2 separate regions of the Homo sapiens genome follow, and region 1 is linked to region 2. Evidence: read pairs that join two places in POLR2A ChIA-PET (ENCODE). Cell type or tissue: CD4-positive, alpha-beta T cell. All regions are shown on one strand. Links, peaks and the distances in the headings refer to the core of each region. The heading gives the core; the rest is flanking DNA.

Region 1 (10,490 bases), core at 3,150-8,149, 94 kb after region 2:
TGTGGTTTTATTTTAGGAATTTATGATATCGTTGCCCATGATTCTAACAGTATAGTTATTTTGCCTCCCTAATAGAAAACTTGGAGTGCTTTGGATGTTTCAGTATTTTACAAAAAAAGAAGTTAGGATTATTCTAGACCTGTGCTTTCCAATGTGGTAACCACTGGTCTCTTGTGGCTGTTGAGCATCTGCAATGTGCTGGCCCAAGTGTAGATGCACGGTCAGTGTAAAATACACACTGATTTCAAAGACTGAGCAGGAAGAAAAAGAATGTAAAATATTTCATTACTAACTTTTATATTGATTACATGTTGAAATGATAATATTTTTGATCTTTTTAGTTAAATAAAACATTTAAATTAATTTTACCTGTTTCTTTTTAAAGTATGGTTACTAGAAGAGTAAAACTTACATTTTTGGCTTATATTTCTATCGGGCAACCACTGGTCTAGATTCCTTTAATTACAGTTTTTGCAAAATCCTCTCACGGAGGATTTCTACTTTTTTGTTCCCTTGTAACTTCTAGACAATCCACATTTCTTTTTTTAGCTTATTTCTCTTTCCTCCTGTGTTGAGATCTACTTTGCCAAGGAAAGGTGAACATTTTAATGACATAACTTAGGAGCCACTTTACAGGGGCATTTATGTAGCGACTGTAGGGTGATATTGTAGGGAGAGAAGGAGCCTCCCATGCCCATTTGGATTCTGTTATGAGTGTTGGGTTATTTTATTTATTTTTTATTTATTTATTTGAGATTGAGTCTCGCTCTGTCGCCCAGGTTGGAGTGCAGTGGCACAATCTCAGCTCATTGCAACCTCTGTCTCCCGGGTTCAAGCAATTCTCCTGCCTCAGCCTCCCAAGGAGCTGAGATCACAGGCACACGCCACCACGCCTGGCTAATTTTTGTATTTTTAGTAGAGTTGGGGTTTCACCATGTTGACCAGGCTGGTCTCAAACTCCTGACCTCGTGATCTGCCTGCCTCAGCCTCCCAAAGTGCTGGGATTACAGGCATGAGCCAGTGCACCTGGCCGTGTTGGGTTATTTTTAATTTGGGCGTAGCTGTGTGGCCATAATTGGCAAGAGGCATTTGGCTGGCACAATCTCTACATCTGTTAATGCTGCTGCTTAACTAGCCAGTTCTCATTTGACTTGAAAGTGCATTGATGCATGCTTTCTGATATTCACCCAGTGGCAGTACTTTTTGTTGGGCCTGCAATAATGAAAGGACTTCAGTGTACTCAGTGTAATTATCTAGACCCAGAGGGGCACTGACAGAGATGTATATATAGGATAGCTCAATGGGCTGTGCTAGTGGGTGCAGTTGCTGTTTAAACCACAACATGAGGTCATTTTCCCATTGGGCACATGGTCTTTGAATGAAAAATGGAGTAACTTTTATTTGATATTTGAGACCTCCTGGGAAGGGTTTTTGGCATGCAGGTGTGTTGACAAAGGAAATCACTGGCTCTACTCTGGATGCTGAGCTGGCATCACGGAGGGGATGGTGTAGTTCCTCTAGTGGGTTTGAACGAAGAACATCTAATGGTTTTGTCAGTAGTAGTTAGAGAGTTAGAAACTTAACAGTGCAGTGAATATATATTAAGAGACGTTGAGTCAAACTGGAGAACAGGTGATGAGAGGTCAAATAGCCTTGGAGGAACACTAAGCCCAATCATCTCCAGATACATTCTTGTACTGAACCAGTGGTTGTCAAGCACCTGCTATATGTTGTCAAGTGCTGTTCTAGGTGCTGGGGATATAATAGTGAACAAAACAAAGGCCCTTTCCTCATATATTCAGTAACGTAGCCTATATCGTGTTATCTAATCATATCACATATGGTGATAAGAGCTAGGCCTTAAAATGAAGGCAGAGTAAGGTTATAGAGAGGCATGCAAATTGGGGAAGCATCATTGGAAGATTGCTTATTTGTTTGCTTAAATTAATAGTGACTAACAGGTTAAAGTTTTTAGTGGTTTTAGTAATGAATCTTGTATTAGTTGCCTATCGCTATGTAACACGTTACCCCTGATAATAAAAATTAGCCCAATGTAAAGCAATGATGATCATTTATTATCTTTCACAGTTTCTGTGGGACCAGAATTTAGGAATGGCTCCACCGTGCAGGTCTGGCTTAGGCTTTCACGAGGTTGCAGTCAAGTGATAGGAGGTATTGGAATCATCTTGAAGGTTTCTTCACTTATGAGTCTGGGCTAGGAAGACTCAAATGGCTGGGGACTAGAATAGCTAGGGTTTCTGTAGCACCTCTCCATCCCTGATGGTCTCTCCAGCGTGGTGACTTTAGGCAAGCCGGACTGTTTAATCTGGCAGCTCAGGGCTTCAAAGACACGTGTCCAGAGAGGGAGAGCCCAGCAGAAGCTGTGTTGCTTTGTATGATGTAGTCTTAGAAGTCACCTGGTATCATTCTGTCACATTCTGTTGGTCAAGACAGTTACAAAGGTCTACCCAGGCTCAGGAGGAGAGAACAGAGAGACCCACCTGTCAATGAAGGAGTGTCATTATCACATTGTTAGAGCATGTGGGATGGAATCTGTATTGGAGTGGCCACCTCTAGAAAATATAGTTTGTCACAAATGTAAAGATTTTGTGGGTATGTGTGGTTTGATTTGTTGGTTTAATTTCAGTTAAATGATTTATGGTCCTCATCAGTAATATGAGGGTTTCAACCAGCGTAGTTCTCTAAAGCTTCTTTCTAGCTTTCTCATTCTCTGATTCCACCGATAGCGCAGGTGTGGCAGGGTGTGTTGAGCTGGCAGCTGCTCAGCTTCTGTAGACATTTCTGAGCATATCATCAGAAGAGTCAGCTGGGACATTGAGGGGCTGTTGGACTCTTGCTGGCCTCACACACTGAAAGACCTGGCGCTTCAGTCACCCTTTGTGTTATGTTTCTATAGCTAATCTTAACTGGGGGTTGCTAGTGGTGGGGTGATGGAATAAAACAATGATTTAAACCAGGAGCTGTCCATTATCATGATACTCATGAACTGAGGAGGGTAGAACAGCCAGGCAGGATTATATTAGATCTACCTTCCCAAGTGCTCCTTCTCATTCTCTTTGGCCTTTGGAAGATTAGGAAAAAGAGGAAAAGAAAGGAAACAGAAAAGAGAACTCTTTGGTATTACTCCTCTGTGTCAGCTAAACAGCTGCCATATTTGACCCTAGAGAGGACTTCTTTTAGAAATGAATGGGGCCGGGCGCGGTGGCTCACGCCTGTAATCCCAGCACTTTGGGAGGCCGAGGCGGGTGGATCATGAGGTCAGGAGATCGAGACCATCCTGGCTAACAAGGTGAAACCCCGTCTCTACTAAAAATACAAAAAATTAGCCGGGCGCGGTGGCGGGCGCCTGTAGTCCCAGCTACTCGGGAGGCTGAGGCAGGAGAATGGCGTGAACCCGGGAAGCGGAGCTTGCAGTGAGCCGAGATTGCGCCACTGCAGTCCGCAGTCCGACCTGGGCGACAGAGCGAGACTCCGTCTCAAAAAAAAAAAAAAAAAAGAAATGAATGGACTGTTACTCAGAGGGCTTGGATTTGGGATCCTGTTGTAATTACCATAGAATCTTCTGGGACTAGCCTGGGAAACAGGTCTTTTTTGTGTGTGCTGAAACTAGGATTTATTTCAAAGACACATGTCCAGAGAGGGAGAACCAAGTGGAAGTGGTGTTATTAGATATTAAAGGTATTTAAGACAGTTGACAAAACATAGCATGCAAGACAAGATGTCTTTTTGGAAATAGTTGAGTCCTCCTCTTGTCTCTTTGTAGGACCAAGAGGCTACCCTGCTTTACGACTGTTCCATTGTTAAGAGAACCAGGGACATAGAAATTGAGGCTTTGAAGATGGTGGAGGCCTAGACACCCATCTTGCACCCAGGAACACAGTAGTCCTGAGATAGGGCTAGTTACCAGTACGGGGGATGTAGTTATTTAGTTACTGAACCATGCCAGGTTGTTTGTGGGAAAATTTTCCTCATGGATATCCAGCATACAGCATATAATCTCCGACATGTGCTTTTATTTCAAGAGTTTAAGTTTGGGTATATGTATATGTATATGTGTATATATATGTAAACTTTCCTTTAAAGTATCTTAAGAAGTACCTTAAGAAGTATCACACCCTTTATTCCTCTGAGATGAATAGATATAAAACAGTGTTTTCTGCACTGAGAGTCCAAGTAATCAATCCCATTTTAAAATATGATTTACTTCTCCATTCTTCTTGGAAAAAAAGAAACAAATCTAACATTGATTAGAAATTTTGTTTCCATCCTACCAAACATGTATTATGTTTCAGGGAGAACTCTAGGACCAAAAACAATACCCATGCAGCCACCCAACAGTTATCATATTGCTTGGTTACAGTTTGCCAGGCACTCTGAAGATTACACAAGACATGAAATACTCACCTCTTGCTGGAAAGGAATCCACAATTTGGTGGAAGATCTATAGACCTTTTAATGGCAGAAGTGCTTATTAATTCTAGTCATAAACAGGAATTGTTGTTTTTCAGAGAAGGGAGAGAGAGCAGAGCGGACTCTGTGTAGGGATAGAGTTGAAACTGGAACATGCTTCGCACAGTGCCTCGTGCTGTGCTCCTTGTTCACTCAGTGCCTCGTGCTGTGCTCCTTGTTCACTCAGTGCCTCGTGCTGTGCTCTTTGCACAGTGTGTTCACTAGAATGAGGGCTCAATGAATGTTAGTTGAGTTGATGTGTTTGAATAAGCAGAAGTGAAGAGGGGACATTCTAGATTGGGTAAGAGAGAAAGGCATTGGTAAAAACCCAGGGAAAGGAATCAGGATGGGGTACTGCAGTAACTAACTTCACTACATGGTGGTGTAGGTGATTGGGAACCCAATTGTGGAGGCTGTTAACTAACTAGCAGACCGATAGTTTGGACGTACTAGGAATTGTCACAGGTCTTCAAATAAGAGAACACATTAATATACAGAATGCCCAGAACTGGAATGTTGGGGGGAGGGGTGTGGAGACACACTGAGGCCAGGGAGGAGACCAGTGCAGTCACTGGCATGACGTGGCCCTGTAGTTGGCAGAGCCCTTGCAAAAACCGAGGAGCATGCCGAACAGGAAACTCCATGAAGTGAAGAATGAATCTAGAGGGCATGGTGACTGATGGAAGGAGTGGGAATGGACAGAGAGCACGCCAGGCACTTCTTCTAGAACTCTGCTGCAGCTGACAGAAATAGGGCCACAGGGAGCTAAGAGAGGGCAAGCTGGCTTGGGGAGAGAGAAGCGGGGGAGATTTGAGGTGCTAGGCCCATGAGGTTAATTTTAAACTTTATAAAGTGAAAAAAGTTACAGTAAGCTAAGGTTAATTTATTATTGAAGAAAGGAAACATTTTAAATGTTTAGGTTAATTAAGTAAACAGTGTTTATAAGACTACAGTGGTATACAGCAGAGGTCCCCAACCTTTTTGGAACCAGGGACCAGCTTTGTGGAAGACAGCTTTTCCATGGGCTGAGGGGAAGGATGGTTTCAGGATGATTCAAGCGCATTACATTTATTGTGCACTTTATTTCTATTATTATTACATTGTAATATGTAATGAATTAATTATACAACTCCCTATAATGTAGAATCAGTAGGAGCCCTGAGCTTGTTTTCCTGCAACTGGACAGTCCCACCTGAGGGTGATGGAAAACAGTGACAGATCATCAGACATTAGATTCTCAAAAGAAGCACGCAACCCAGATCCCTCACATGCGCAGTTCACAATAGGATTCGTGGTCCTATGAAAATCTAATGCCGCTGCTGATGTGACAGGAGGTAGAGCTCAGGCGGTAATGCAAGCCAGGGGGAGCATCTGTAAATACAGATGAAGCTTTGCTCACTTGCCTGCCGCTCACTTCCTGCTTTGTGGCCCAGTTCCTAACAGGCTGGTAGTGGTTTGTACCCTGGGGACTGGAGACCCCCGTCTTAAGGTATATGCAGGAAGAAGTTTTACTTGTGCCAGTAGTAACGTAAGGGTAATAAGCCTGCACCTCAGTTGGTATTTGGAAGACAAAGGAATGCCTGGAGGGGCCTACCCAGTGTGGCTCTGGGTCACCCTATGGCATCTACGGACTTTAATGGCATGAGTTAATACACAGAAGTACTTAGCAGCTCACACGCACTCTGTTACCATTGGCATGGCTTTTGTTGTTAGAACTGGACTTGAATCCTGGCCCTGATGATGATTAGATGTGGATGGGCCAGGAGATTTAATTTACCTAACCTTTAGTTTATCTGTAGAATGGGCCCGGTTACACTTACCTTGGAGAGTGTACTGTGGCAATTAGCATACTTGTGCCACTACCACTACCACTTCCACTCTGCACAGAAGCCTGAAGGCCTTGGGGAGCTCAAGAAACACTGAACTATTTCAGTCAGTTCTCTGGGTTCATGAGTTGCTACTTGAGGAGGATGTGGCCTGTGGGCTGTCAGTGCCCAAGTTGGGATGGTGATGTCCTAAAACTATGGAGGACGTTAGTCTGAATAGAAAGTGTAGGTACAAGTCTGAGCTAGGGCAAAATGTCAGATCTGGAGAGAGATTTGAGAACCATCAATAAAAATGGGATGATTATTTTAAATTATCCCATTTGCTGCCTTTAAACTCTAACTAGTTTCATTAAACTATTAACTGGCTCTCCTGGAATAACACTAGTAAGTGCAAAGTGTTTTTAAAGTGGAGGCAGAAATTGGGAGCAGCCTATACTGGAAATTTTGGAAATGCCCCTCATGGCTTGCTGGCAGGTCTCCTCCCAGGCAAATTGGTTCTGTTGCTATTTATTGAAAAAGTAGTGCCTTACTCAAGTCACCCTTTCATTAAAATGTTAAATATGTAAAACCAAAACCAAATGATACATCTCAAAGCAGTATCAACAGTAAAGCTCCAGAAGGAAATATGTTTTAGATATGGGGTGACGGGATCTGCAACCAACAGGATGATATGGATGAAGTACAGTTCTCATCCAGTGGTTTATCAGTGAGAGCCAGCATCATGTAATACAAATGTTTGGAAAGGCTTTTATTTCTTCTGCCTGGCATCCATGTTCCCTTTTTTCACCCTACCCCTCCTTACCATTTAACATTTAGGACATGTCTTTTTCGTCTGCTGCTCTGTGTCTTCAGTGGAGCCATGGGTCTGTTCCTCTTACCCACTGCCTGTGTGTCTCCTCGGGGGAGCTGTAGTTTGCTTACTAGCAGATCTGCCTGCTTTTCTGTCCCCTGTGAACCAATAAATTATTAACATAAAATTTTGTGCAGAAATCAGGGTAAAACAGAAGGAGCCATTTTCACAGTGGGAATCATTTTAATACCTACAGTGTTTTCCAAACAGTTATGTAAGAGGACTGAGTAGATGTCCCTTTTCAGAAGTCATGGTGAGTTTCTGACTGTGATACACTAGTTAAAATTCACCAGAGGGAGTTAATTTTGAAAGCTCTCAGCCAGGGGTTAATGCAGAGGTATCTTTTAGCCATTTTTGTAGCTTAGCCCCTGTCTTCTGCTCTCTTGCTACTGCAGATAGGGGTCAGGTCCAGCACCTGGGATGACGCCAGAATGAGATGTGCTGGGAGTTTCATGTGTAGATGAGGGGAATTTGCACACCTTACCCTTTCAGGGTTTACTCTCAGCCCAGTATTCTCTATCCACACATAGAATTTTTGGGAAACAATATCTTGGGATGCAAACACAGGCAGCAGCCACATCATCACATCCCTTGTCTGCACCCTCGGCTCCATTCCTAGGCCCACCACAGCTCTGAGGCTTCCCAATTTTTTACACTGGTCCCCCTTGACCCTCCCAGCCTGGTTCAAGGATTTAGTGATACATGGTTACTTTTCCCACCTAAAAGATGGGAATAGCAGTAGCCTCTGCCTCATAAGGTTGTTGTGATGATTAAATGAGCTAGTGCATTAGAGCCTTTAAGACAGTGGCTGGCACGTTATAGCGCTCAGTGTTCACCATTTTTATTGTTCTAGGGTGGTGTTTCCCTGCCTTTCTCATACCATGACGCATGTAAAAATCAATGCCGTTTGTACTCATCAGTAGGTTAATGGTGATGCTACTTGCACCAGGTCCACGTGCCATCCCAAAGGTGGAGAGGTGAGGACCAGTATCTAGGCAGACCAGTGAGGCTGAGGCACAAGGCTTGGGGGACTATGACAGGGGGTGGGCTCAAGCAATAGCATGAGGAACTTTTGAACACATTAATTTAATGCATTTTGACGTGGTTATTTTTATTTTTATGTTATTGTTATTTTTATTCCAATATAGCTGTTTCTAAAGTGGCTAGGTCTAAACAGCCATGTCAGAATTTCCTTTTTGGAACATAGGAGCAGACTAGATCACATGGCTTCCAAGTCTGAACCTTGCGTTCTTTCCACTGTAGCGAAAATGCAAAACAGAGCTTTCCAGGTTCTATTAAAACCCAAGGCTAGTAATGCTGGGTTCAGGTAACTTACTTTTTTAAAGCCAGAAGTTAAATTTTCTCTACTAGGGACTTGTAGGTAGGTAACTTTTGATGGTGATACGAAATTCAGCTCAATAGTGGAAAACTATAGCAGTTTATCTAAAAATTAGAGCACAAAATCATAAACGTAAGTTGTAACACAAAGCAACAATCTCCTTGCCATAAATATTTATTTATATTTGGATCTCACCTGGCTATGGGGGTACACAAACAGAAAAGGACTTGTTTTATGTTTCCAAGGAGCAGCACCTAGTTGGGTTGGTTGGGCATGAACACACCAGAGAAACAAGTGCCAACATCTCAAGACGCTCAGTTCGTGCGTCTGAGAGTGGGCAGGCTATGAGCTGGGGAGCATAAACAGCAGAGCTGCCCAGCGCTGGCAGCAGTGGCCAAGTCAGTGACTTGCCTTCTATATTTCCTTCCTCCTTTACCCTTGGCATCCTGCTATTCTAATATCTATACACTGGGAGTGATAGAAAAACTAATGGACACAGAAATAATTCATGAGACCTTGAATTTCAGCACTGGAAATGCCGAATTTCAGCTCAACAACTAGAAGACTCTTAAGAAACAGACTGTCTCCATGAACTTGCATTTAGAGGCTTATAGGGCCTGTTGATTTATAAGTCAATAGTGTTAATTGTTAAAGTCTTAAAAACTTCGGGGTCTTCATTTGAAGAGCGATGAATTTATAGAGGGAAAGGAGACAGCCGCAACAGAAGTCTCTTTCACGTGTGACCCCTTCCAATCATTGACTACTGTGAGTGGTCGTCTTTGTTTCGATTTTCAGGGCTACTCTACATTTCTGGTAAACCACAAGCTAAAGGCTGGTCTCTGAGAAGCAGATGTTTTGCTGGTTTTGAGGCCTTGTGGCTTTCCATAGAGAAGTAACAGTACAGGCCACATGAAGCTTTTACTTCCTTTTTTTTTTTTTTTTTTTTTTAAAGTGGGGCCAAGGGTGCTTTTGCTCTTGATAGCATTATATTGACATACATTGACAGCTGTGGTAGGTCTGTGTTCACCACCAGATGTCAAATTCCTATTTCTGGAAGTAATTAGTTTGAGATACCTGTGAAACGTTCAAGTTGAGTGTTCCCAGTGGACTTGGACCATAGATTTAGTCTTAGAAATACCAGTGACAATCTCGAAAGATATTTAGAGCCAAGGGAACAGTGGAGATCATATGGGGAGAGGATATATATAGCAGAAAGCCCTAGGACAAAGCTTTGGGGAGACTCCAGCATTTAGAGGTTGAGTAGAGAATTAGGCCAAGTGGTATGAGCAAAACTAGGAGAGTTTGGCATCATGGAGCAAGAGGTCAGCTCTGTTAGGAGAGTTCAAAATGGACCTTCTGGCTTTCAACAGTCCATTTCCACTGTGACCACCCTAGCCCAGGCCCTCAGCATCTCATGGTTGGTTTCACTTGTCCGGGTGCGGTGACTCACACCTGTAATCTCAACACTTTGGGAGGTCAAAGCGGGAGGATTGCTTGAGGCCAGGAGTTTGAGACCAGCCTGGGCAATATAGTGAGACCTCATCGTTAATAAATAAATAATTTTTAAAGGAGACAAAAAATGTGGTGAGCATCAACTGCCTAGTGTTATATGGAGGCACTAGGTGTAAGATGTAATTATTTTAAGAGTTTATGGACTTTTTGGGTAAGCAGGCCTTATACAAATAAATAAACTAATGAGAGAGTAACTGGACATCTGGTTTCATTTGGGAGTAGGAGAGATTTTGAGGTGAACGTGGAGATGCCTTACCCAGATTCTGGAGTTGAGACAGAGGTCCCCCAGTGTGGGCCAGTTGGCATTACTGGACATCTGGCTGGAAAGGTGGGCAGGGCCAGGATCCTGGAGGGCCTTGAATTCAGGGCTAAGGAGTGTAAACACTGTCCTGCAGAGACCACCATGCTGTTCTTAGGTAGGGGCTAAGGGCCAGATAAAGTGGGACTCAGGATGAAATCTATAGTTGGGAAAAATTCCTTGGCAGAGGCTTTT
Region 2 (10,490 bases), core at 2,248-7,247:
TAGACATTTTTTGTTTCTGGGAAGTAGGAAATTCTTTAAGATAAAACTTAGGCAATTTTCATGTTACAGCTTTTACTTACCTTTGATAGAGGTACATAATCTACTCACTACAAATTTAAGTATTATAGTGGACAAAGTGGTTTTTTTAATTTTAGAAAAAATTGATTTGAATTGTGTATTCTTCTCTCCCACTCAGCTCTCATTTAGTCTATTCAGAAGTGCTAATCCTACACCTGTTGTTCACTTGGGATTAATAGGAGGAGAGAAGGATGTCTGGGATCCAGAGATTATAGATGTACATGGGGATCACAGGACTTCTGGGAAGGCCTTGGCAGTTGGCAACAGATGGAAATACGAGGGTGCCAGGTTGCAGATTGTATGTACATCCCTGCAGGCTGGCAAACGATGGGCTAGAAAATGTGGTGGCAGGAGTGAGGTCCAGGTGGGTAGTCAGCATCAGTACACAGGCAGCCCGTGTTCAAGAGAACTAGGAGAGAAAACAAGGCCCCTCTCTGGGATGCCCTTAAGCACTGAGTAGGGTACCAGGGTGAACTCAGTGTAAAGCAAGGCTTGCTCCATGGAATCAGAGCCCCATTTCTAAAATTGGAATTTGTGGTTGAATGTGACCTAGTGGCTAACCTAATTATGGAACTGCTCGGTTTCAAGACTCCTTGAGATTCTCTGACCAGGAGGAGGAGGAGGAGGACTGATCCTATATTCTTGAGATTGGAGTGAGTTTGGAGCTGGGTGTTAATTGACTTCTGTTTGGGGGTGAGAGCACCATGACTGCAGGCAGGGAGGCAGGTCATTCATTGCCCCTTGTGTCAGCTCTCCAGATGCCATGAGAGCTGATGGTTGTGGCCGGGCGTGGTGGCTCACGCCTGTAATCCCAGCAGTTTGGGAGGCCGAGGCGGGAGGATCACGAGGTCTGGAGATTGAGACCATCCTGGCTAACACGGTGAAACCCTGTCTCTGCTAAAAAAAAAAAAAAAATTAAAAAATTTAGTTGGGTGTAGTGGCGGGCACCTGTAGTCCCAGCTACTCGGGAGACTGAGGCAGGAGAATGGCGTGAACCTAGGACCCGGAGCTTGCAGTGAGCTGAGATTGCACCACTGCACTCCAGCCTGTGCAACAGAGCGAGACTCCATCTCAAAAAAAAAAAAAAAAAAAAGAAGGGAGAACTGATGGTTGTGGAGGCTGGTGGATATATTTTCTGTTTGTTTAATATATTTAAAATTTTTCTGTTTGGAATTTTATATTCATAATTCAAAGAGGAGTTATGAGACTAGTACAAGAAAGAACCTCCATATATCTTTTACTCAATTCACCAGTTGTTAGTATTTTGCCATATTTGCTTTATATTTATTTTATTTTATTACCTTTTAAACTTTATTATAGGTTTGCTCTATTATAGGTTGAGCATCTCTAATCTGAAAATTCGAAATCTAAAATGCTTCAAAATCCAGAATGCTTTGAGCACCGAAGTGATGCCACAAGTGGAAAATTCCACTCCTGACCTCCTGTGACAGATCACAATCAAAACCCAATCAAAACCTTGTTTCATGCACAAAATTATTAGAAATATACACTTTATGAGATAACCTCTATCTCTTTTTTTGCTGTATTGCTGTCTGTGTTTACCATCTTTGCTGTCTGACTCTCTCTGTGGTACAGGTTGAATCTGTCCCTTACCTGAAACGCTTGGGGTTAGAAGAGTGTTTTGGATTTCATGTTTTGGTGGGGGAGGGGGAATTTTGGAATATTTGCTTATTCTATATCCTTAATCCAAAAATCTAAAACGTTCCAGTATTTCCTTTGAGCATCATGTTGGTGCTCAGAAAGTTGCAGATTTTGGAACATTTTTGGTTTGGGATTTTGGGATTAGGATAACTCAACCTGTATTTTCCTTTCCTGAACAATTTGGGAATGAAATATAGACATCACACCCTTTCCCCTGAATACTTTAGTGTGTATTCCCAAGAACAAGAAAATTATCTTACATAACTATGGTATGATTATCAAAATCAGAAAAGGTAACATTAATACAATATGATATAGTCCAATATAGTTCATATTCAGATTTTGCCAGTTTTTTCAACAACGGCCTTCATAGTAATTTTCCCCATGATCATAAGCCTCATTTAATTGTTGTGTCTCTTTAATATCCCTTGTCTCTCTTTGTTTTCACAACATGTTTCCTCACCTTTTTTAAAGATTTTTTATGACATCGACCTTTTTGAAGAGTTAGAAGCCAGTTTTGTCAAGTGTTCTTCAGTTTGAGTTTGTCTGACGTTTCCCCACGATTAGATCTAGGTTATGTAATTTTGGCCAGCCATACTATATGAGTGATACTGTGCCCTTTCCACTGCTTCAGATAGAGTTCTTTGAGGTACAAAATAGGAGAGTTGGGTGGTTCCAATAAAGATGATTTAGGTAGTGTCCTTGTCCCTGAAGGACTTAGAATCTAATAAGAGAGGTGCAGTTCCCCAGAGAGGTACAGTGAGAGGATTCCGGGGGCTCCTGCATTTCTGAGCTGCTGCCAGGAAGGAAGTGTCTTCAGAGTGGAGCTGGCTGGCATGGTGGTAGTGTGGGTGACTTTTCCACGGGAGAGAGTGTGAAGGAGAGGAGATCTGGGGTGTGGCCGCTGGGGTACGCTGCCCCTGAGGGGTAACAAGAGAAAGGGCTGTCTGTCTTGGTGGCATGGCATGTGAAGCCAACTGTGAGATGCCAGCACCAGGAAAGACAATGAAGAGGATATCCACAAAGGCTGGCGCCACCATTGGAATCCATTATCACAGGGGAAGGCCATTGGATTTTGGTAACTCAGGGCATCTAATGAGACCAAAATTAGAATCCACATTTCTTAACTTGCTGTTACAGTAACCGTTTTTATAGTGTGCTCTATGTAACAGTTTCATGGGCTTTCAGAGACTGATGAATTTATTACATATTATTTTGTGTTGATTTCTTCAAGTAAACATTTTCCATATGAAAGGGTTAGATAGTTTGTTTTTTTTTAATATATACACTTTTGGGAGGAAATTCTTTGCTGCTCATATTCATATTATTTGGCTGCTAGGTTCTAATTCCATTGCTTTTGTGTTTAGAAAGTATTTTTCTCTAGACTGTTGGTAGTAACAGCAGTTTTGGGAATATGTTGTCTCACATACCAATAAGGGAAAATGTTCTTCCAGCCTGTAGATACTTGTTTCATGTGTTAGGTCAAAGGAAAACGTATTTAAGTGTACTTGGCATTTCTTGTATTTTCTAAATTACATTATCGGCAGGATAAGAGTTTATTGAATCATAGTTTCAGAATTTAGTTTATTTCATAGCATAAACGGGAGTGCTATGGAAATGGAATTGATTCTGCATTCACTGTAGGAATCTTGAGGACACTGTGTGTTCTTTTCAACAGGCTTTAATTTCCTGACATTCCATTACATTTCTGGGAAACAGAATTGGCACTGCCCTTTCCTGCCCTATCTTGTCCTTTATAATTTTGGCGAGGTTCATGGTCTTCCATTTCTTTTTCTTTTTGTAACTGATTAATAATCTATAGAATCACCTCTTAGTTTGTAAGTGGAAACTAAGCCTGCACATCCAAAGCTAGGATTTCTTATATGGATCTGCCTTAGTATTTTGAATCAGGACCTCAAATGAGATTTTTGGATGTTCATGTGTTTGTGGCACGATGTTGAATCTTGAACCTTCCTGTCTTTCTAATTGTTAGAATTAGATTCTTCAAGCTAGACTTGATTGGGCTAGTATTACTTTAGGAAATGTTTTAATTTATTATTTGGGGAATGTTTTATTTATTATTTTTAGTTTCTTATCTAAGGAAGATTAAGCTGTTTGCAGAAAATACAGTTTTCTTTAGCTACCCTGCTCACAATACCATCTACACTGTGTCTGTACCTGTGTGACAAGGCCAAGCACTCCATAACTTTACCCGGATTGTTTGGTCTTTTTCAAAATGTTTAGAGTTTCAAAAAGAAATTTGTGAAGTTGCTTCTCTTAAGTAGCTACTACTATGTTTTTAAATGTGTTGCAGTATTTCTATTAGTTGATCTTGTGTGTAGTCATTCATATCTGTCTTTTGATTCTATTTCTTGGTGATCTTGCTTTTTAAAATCACCATTTACCTTAAAAAAAAAAAAAAAAAGACAAAACTTGCTGTTGTGCTGACAGAGCAGAGAGCATTTAACTGACGCTCCTCCGTGGCTTGGCTTGCTGAGTTCCTGACAGAGCAGGGCATTTAACTGAAGCCTCTCCATGGCTGGGCTTGCTCAGTTCCCTGCTGTTGGCTGTCTTGGATCCCCTTTCTAAGGCCCCACTTCCCTGCACACTAGCTTGGTGTGCAGGGAGAAGCTGCAGAGTCTGTTGGCTGGGCTTTATTTACGGAAACAGCAGGGTTGAGATTGATTGCGTCGTGGAGAGACAGTGTGTGGATGAGGGAGGGTCACAGCACATGCTCAGTCCTGTCAGAGTGAGGGGAAGTTTCTGCGTTCTGCGTGAAGGCTTAGGTCATAGCACAAGCTCAGTGAAAGCTCTATGAGGTCTCTGAGACTGCATGTGCCTCCATTTTGAGTTGTTAGTGTAGAAAAGGGCAGAGTTTTAGCAGAAAGTAAAGGTTCAGGAATCCAGCTAGACTCACCAGAGCCCGTGTTAGTCATGGATGATCCATTCAGCCCCTGCAGGTAGGCTATCTTCCCCTGGCCTCACCGAAACAGTGATGGGTTTTGCTGCTCTTTCTCACTTCTGAAGGTGTTTATGAATCATTTCATCATTCATAGTGCATGTTCCTGAGAGCCTTTAATTCAGCCCTAGCTGGCCATGTAGGTGGTATTGTGAAGCGTAAAATCAGAACTAAGAATGGGGACTACCGGAGAGGCATTCAGCAGATATAGAATGTGAAGCTTTGCGGGTCCCTCTGTCCCTGTCCTCTTCCCCTTACCTCTTCGGCTCGTAGTATAATCTTAACCTCAGTCGTGCTGGGTGTGTGTTGCCAAGCTTGTTTGCCTTCAAGACCTGCAGAGCAAGCCTGCAGGCCGCCCCCTTGCCTTGTGGCTAGTATGGAATGCCTGGGCCGCAGAGCAGCTCTGTTTGGATGTTTTAGGAAGGATGGTAGGTGGGCTTCTATTGGTTGCTTTGAAGGTGGGTGGAACCTTGTTTTGATTGAGAGCCTGTTTGCCAGAGCAAATTATAATTTTTGTGATCTTTTTCTGAAGTCTGACATATTCAGGGAACAGTTGTGAATTATGATTGCAACAATAACACCTTAAAATTGATTTTTTTAAAAATGAAAGGTTATGTCACATCAGTTTTTACTTAGTCTCTTGCCTTCAAAAGGAAGCAGACTCATCTTCCTTTTAGAGCTTATGGAAAATTCTTTGGCAATTAAAAAAAGTATGCATTGACTTTTGTGTTAGAAATTGAAGTTTAGGTATTTTGTTTATTTTTGTATCTGTTTTAGAATCGGATAGCATTTTTTGCATATGTGTATGTTGTCATGTGACTTGGAATTCTATTCTCTTAAATGGAGTAAAAAGAGTAGTTGGTGCTGAGAAGGCAGTCATTGACAAGGCCTCATTTCGTACCCACTGCTTGATAGCCAGACACTAGTTTCTTCTACCCAGGGGAAGTTGTGCTTTTGGGGTGTCCTGTTGCAGAGCAGGTTCAGACAGATGGCTTTCACTGTGGTTTATTTAGGGAGCCAGTCAGAATAAGATTTAGGACAAATTGAATTCTTACCCAAGTAGATATTAAATGAAGTTTTTGAATTATACTGTTTGCTCCTTTTTGTTTCCACTCCTTTTTCTTCTGATAAAGGTTAGAAAAAATTTGAATGCCACCTAAATTTTGTGCATTTGTGAGGATGGAAGAAAGCATACAATATAGAAGAATGTGCAACTGAAAAACCCTCATAGGAAGGAGAAGAAATTTACTATGCATTGATACAAGGAGAAATTCCTTGTGTAAGCTCTTAGTGGTGTAGTGTGAATTTGGAGTGTTGCATGGTCAACTCTTTCCAGGGAGGCCCTTGATTTTAGTGGAAAGTTTTTAGGAAGGCTAATGTTGGTGAATTCTAGTCACTGAAAATATTACTGAAGTATAATCTGTATTCTTACAGATTCAATTTTGGGATTGCAACTAAGGAGATGAATTGTAGAAGGATAATTTAGGGTGTGCGTTTATTATTTTTGTGATCAATTTTTTTACCCATGTGAGGGCTTTCTTCCCATTGTGACCATATTTATTTGGGCATTGCACTGGGGAGTTTTGGGGAGGTACCCCATACCATATAATGTTGCTTCTGGAACTCGCCTTATTTTACTCTGTTTAAAAGCACCATTGCTCTTCCTTCCTGCTTCTTTTAATAAAAGTATCCCTTCAATAGACGAGAGGAACTGGACACTGCACCACTTTCTGTCATGCACTTGTGGGATCTGGGCAGGACTCACATTTCATGCTCAAGGAACAAACTCATTGTTTGAGTCAGGAGAATATTGCCTTTCTGTTCTAGATCTTTACCTCTTCTGAAACTTTCTTTACAGTTAACAAATAAAAATGTGAACAGGAAGCTGTGCTCACAGCCGAATCAGCTCTGGATCAGGTTCCTGCCACTGGTGTGGCTGGCCTGTGTGGGCCTAGTACAAATCTGTATTTATGGAGCTTGGATGCCGCCATCTATTTGATGGTGAAGACTTGTGGTTGCTGACTGTGATCTGTGGATATTCTGTTGTTAAGAGTCGAATTTGTCTATGTTTCAAATCCAATAAAGTAACTCTAATGAGTGTGGTATGTATTTCTTCTATATTATCCTGTCTGGGAAAAATATTTTTTGGAATGCTAAAGGCTTGCTTCAGGGCTTCTGTGCTTGTCTGGTGGAGGAGGTGAGGGAACAGCACATGGGAAGTTACTCTGGTGGTTGATGAAGTCTTTGGTCTGTGTAGCTTGAACATGGAAAAGATGCTAGTTTGTTTCATTTTGGCTTATGGTTCTGCTTCTGTTGCACTTGAGAATATCAGGAAATGTTGGGAATGTAGCAAGTAGATGTTTCAAAAAATAGAGAAGTTCACAAAGTTAATATCTTATTAGTTGTTCTTATCATTGTAATAGAATCTCGAATTCGAATCTGAGGGAGCCTCACATTTAAAGCGTTCCTCTGTCAACATAAGTTTTGCAGTCTGTCTTTGGTTGAAAGCTAGAATGAACTTGATTGTGTTTAATTGACATGTCACTTTTTTTTCTTTTTCTTTTTGAGATAGGTTCTCACGCTGTCACCCAGGCTGGATGGAGTGCAGTGGTGTGATCTCAGCTCACTGCAGCCTTGACCTCCCTGGGGACCTCCCTAGGCTAAGGTGATTCTCCTGCCTCAGCCTCCCACATAGCTGGGACTACAGGTGGGCGCCACCACACCTGGCTAATTTTTTGTATTTTCTGTAGAGAAGGGATTTCACCTTGTTGCCCAGGTTGGTCTTAAACTTCTGGCCTCAAGCAATCCATGCTGCCTTGGCCTCCCAAAGTGCCAGGATTACAGGCCAGCGTGCCTGGCCTGACACTTCATTCTTTTTTTTTTTTTGAGACGGAGTCTCGCTCTTGTTGCCCAGGCTGGAGTATGATGGTGTGATCTCAGCTCACTGCAACCTCCGCCTCCTGGGTTCAAGCGATTTGCCTGCCTCAGCCTCCTGAGTAGCTAGGATTGCAAGCATCTGCCACCATGCCTGGCTAATTTTTGTATTTTTTAGTAGAGACGGGGTTTCACCATATTGGCCAGGCTGGTCTCAAACTCCTGACCTTGGGTGATCTGCCTGCCTCAGCCTCCCAAAGTGCTGGGATTATAGGTGTGAGCCGCCCTGCCCGGCTGACACTTCATTCTTAATCTTCTTTTCACTTCTTCCTTGACTCGTGGCTACTGTGTTAATTTATGAATTAGAAGACTCTAATATATCTAAGACCAGATGTCTGTGATTCTCTAGTTGTTCTTTTTTCCTGATTCTTTTCCTTCTGAATTTGTTTTCTTTTCCATTTTACTTTGTGTATTCATTTATTCAACATATTCATACCAAAGACGCATTTGCCAGGTACTTTTTGTTTGTTACTCAACCGAGTTGTCTTCCACCAGAAAACCGTGTATTCTAAGACTGTAACATAAATGTCTGACAGGATGAGAGAGAAGGTAGAAAATAATAGCTAAAGGAATATTTTAGATGGTGTGTACATTCACAAATCTTCTCCTAAATAAGCACAGATAATTAGTTATCATCTCTTCTGAGCAGTTTCTGATAGGGGCATGCCTGTATTCCTGCAACTGTGGGTGATAAAGCATGAGTCTGATTTATTTTTCTTTTTGGTCTAATGAGACTCATGCTTGAATGTACTTTTAAAACAATTCTGAAAGATAACTGATCTCATATTGTATACTCTATGATACTTTGAGTCTAAGGTAAAACACTTAATTCAACTGGGAAAATTAGAGATTATTTCTATCAAACTTCTTTGAGCTACACATTTATTTGTGATTATTTGATTTTTTTCCCTATTGGACATCAAGCTTTTGGGGCAGGGGCCAAGTCTATTCTTACGGTCTCCATTTCTAGTAGAGTACCTGGCAAATGGGTCTTTGGTATGAATATGTTGAATAAATGAATGCATCATCTGTGGTAAGAGGAAAGGCTAGATTTGGAGCCAGGTAGTGTGGTTCAGATTCCACCTAATAAGTGACAATTGGGCAAGCGGTGACATTCGACAGGTTCCTTCCCTCCTCTGAGCTTCATTTTTCTCATGGGTAATCTGGAAATAAATATTTCTTACAGTTTTTGTAAAGATTAGATGAAAACAACTTGGAAGTGCTTGGCACATAGTTGCTTAGTACATTATTGTTATTAATTCGCAGGTCAAATGTACAGTCTCAAGCTCATGTAGATATGATTATCTCAACAACAACATATATTTTTAAATTTTTAATTAAAAAAAATAGGCATGCAGGTCTCACTTTGTTGCCTGGGTTGGTCTCGAACTCCTGGCCTCAAACTATCTTCCTGTCTTGGCCTCCCAAAATAGTAGGATTATAGGCATGAGCCACTGTGCCTGGCCAACATCTTTTTATTTTTAATAGCCTGTTCAACTAAGACAATGCTAGGGATTGTTTTAGGAATTACACTAATTATTAACCACCAGTATGTTTAATAACTATTTACTGATCCACTTTCTTCTTACTCTCTTTGAGTGTTTATGTTTTTCTTTATACATCTTGGAGTTCTTTTTTTTTTTTTTTTTGAAAAAAAGAAGCTCTACTTCCATAATTTATAATATTGGGTGTGTTCAGCATTAAACATTTCCTGCCACTTTCTCACTTACACACACTAGGTGCATGTGTGTGTGTTAGTTATTGCCTGTTTGTGTTCTCTTCCTTCTATATTCATACCACTGCAGCGAGGAGGAATAAGGCAATTGTCATGTTTTTTTATAACATTTCCCTGAGGGGACAAAGAAACCTTTAGACGTGTTGTAGACATGCTTGCTTGGTCCAAAGTCCCTTTTTTTTTCTGGGGGTGCTTCATTCAGCTTTGTTATACAGTTTGATTTCAATATGCAGAAAGCTAGCACCATCTTGGGTCAGGAGAGCAGCTTAATCTACAGTGACTGCTGCTTTGTAAGTGGGTTTCGGTCATAGTGGTTTTTTTTTTTTTTTTTTTTTTAAAAAGTTTTTTGGCTGAATCTCCATGTGTGTGCAGGCAGCTTTGTTAGGCCGCAGCCCCTAAACTTTGCCACAGGCCATTACAGTAAAGTTCCCTAGGAGCCTGTGGTGGAATGTTGTTTTATGACGTTGCCAGATACACGGTAGGTTACCACATAATGGAGAAGAGAGAGAAGGCAGATAAGAAATTTAGACAACGGAGCAAAGTCACTATAGCACTTTGAAACTGGATCTTTCTCACCTGTTAAATTTTTTTGACCAGTTTTTTTCCTGACATTACTCATACATTATTGTGTGTGGAGGCCATATTTACTGCATCTTACCAGCATGGAAATTCTTATTATTCTTCAGGCAATGCCAAATTTCTAGTTCTGGACCCTGAATTATATTTAGGAGGACCCTGTGGGAGAGCTGCCGGTGTGGCCTGGAGTCTTCTTCAGTAATTAACTCAGTGTGACCCCTTAAAAGAGCACTTTTCTTTCCTCAGGCCTTGATTTCTTCTATTAAGCTAGAAGATTGGATCAATGGCCTCTCAGGAACTTTCCACAGAGAAAATTTAGAATTTTATGATTTTGGATTTTGGACAAGTTCTTGTGTTGGCCTTTGTATTTATTTGTGTGTGAATATGGAAGTGGTAACTTTAAGTTGACTAAATCTCTTTGTTTTTTCATTTGTATTTGTTTTTAGTTTTATTTTTGATTGAATAATGAATTTTGTTCCTGTTAGGCAGTTTAATCAAACCTACGTTTAAGTTAATTTTGCTTGGAGGGCTGGCTTTCTGTCACGG

Evidence for each region. ChIA-PET counts read pairs that join two places held together with the same protein. Peaks named below come from ENCODE experiments on the same cell type or tissue, not always from the same donor. Only the 100,000 strongest peaks of a DNase experiment are listed, where the experiment ranks them.
Region 1: POLR2A ChIA-PET joins it to region 2 with 15 read pairs; 12 of 35 experiments call an interaction of 5 or more read pairs at or near these places.

The regions. Positions count from the first base shown.
Region 1 is chr1:8,426,581-8,437,070 of GRCh38, reverse strand. The region is part of intron 11 of RERE (arginine-glutamic acid dipeptide repeats); the gene reads left to right. It overlaps RERE-AS1 (RERE antisense RNA 1), which reads right to left. Exons shown (of 4, transcript NR_125999.1): 2 at 8,483-8,589; 3 at 7,099-7,244; 4 at 2,055-2,438. Among named protein-coding and RNA genes, the nearest start is that of RERE-AS1, 7.2 kb to the right of the region's middle. RefSeq lists an enhancer at 9,069-9,308. In CD4-positive, alpha-beta T cell, for the core only: a CTCF peak has its summit at 5,785; a DNase peak (open chromatin) is centred at 5,840; H3K27ac peaks cover 584 bases.
Region 2 is chr1:8,519,969-8,530,458 of GRCh38, reverse strand. All of the region lies in intron 7 of RERE (arginine-glutamic acid dipeptide repeats), which reads left to right. Among named protein-coding and RNA genes, the nearest start is that of SNORD128, 30 kb to the right of the region's middle. RefSeq lists an enhancer at 5,049-5,098 and a silencer at 4,915-5,209. In CD4-positive, alpha-beta T cell, for the core only: no CTCF peak of the experiment used is centred there; DNase peaks (open chromatin) are centred at 4,448, 5,078 and 6,628; H3K4me3 peaks cover 2,687 bases; H3K27ac peaks cover 3,695 bases.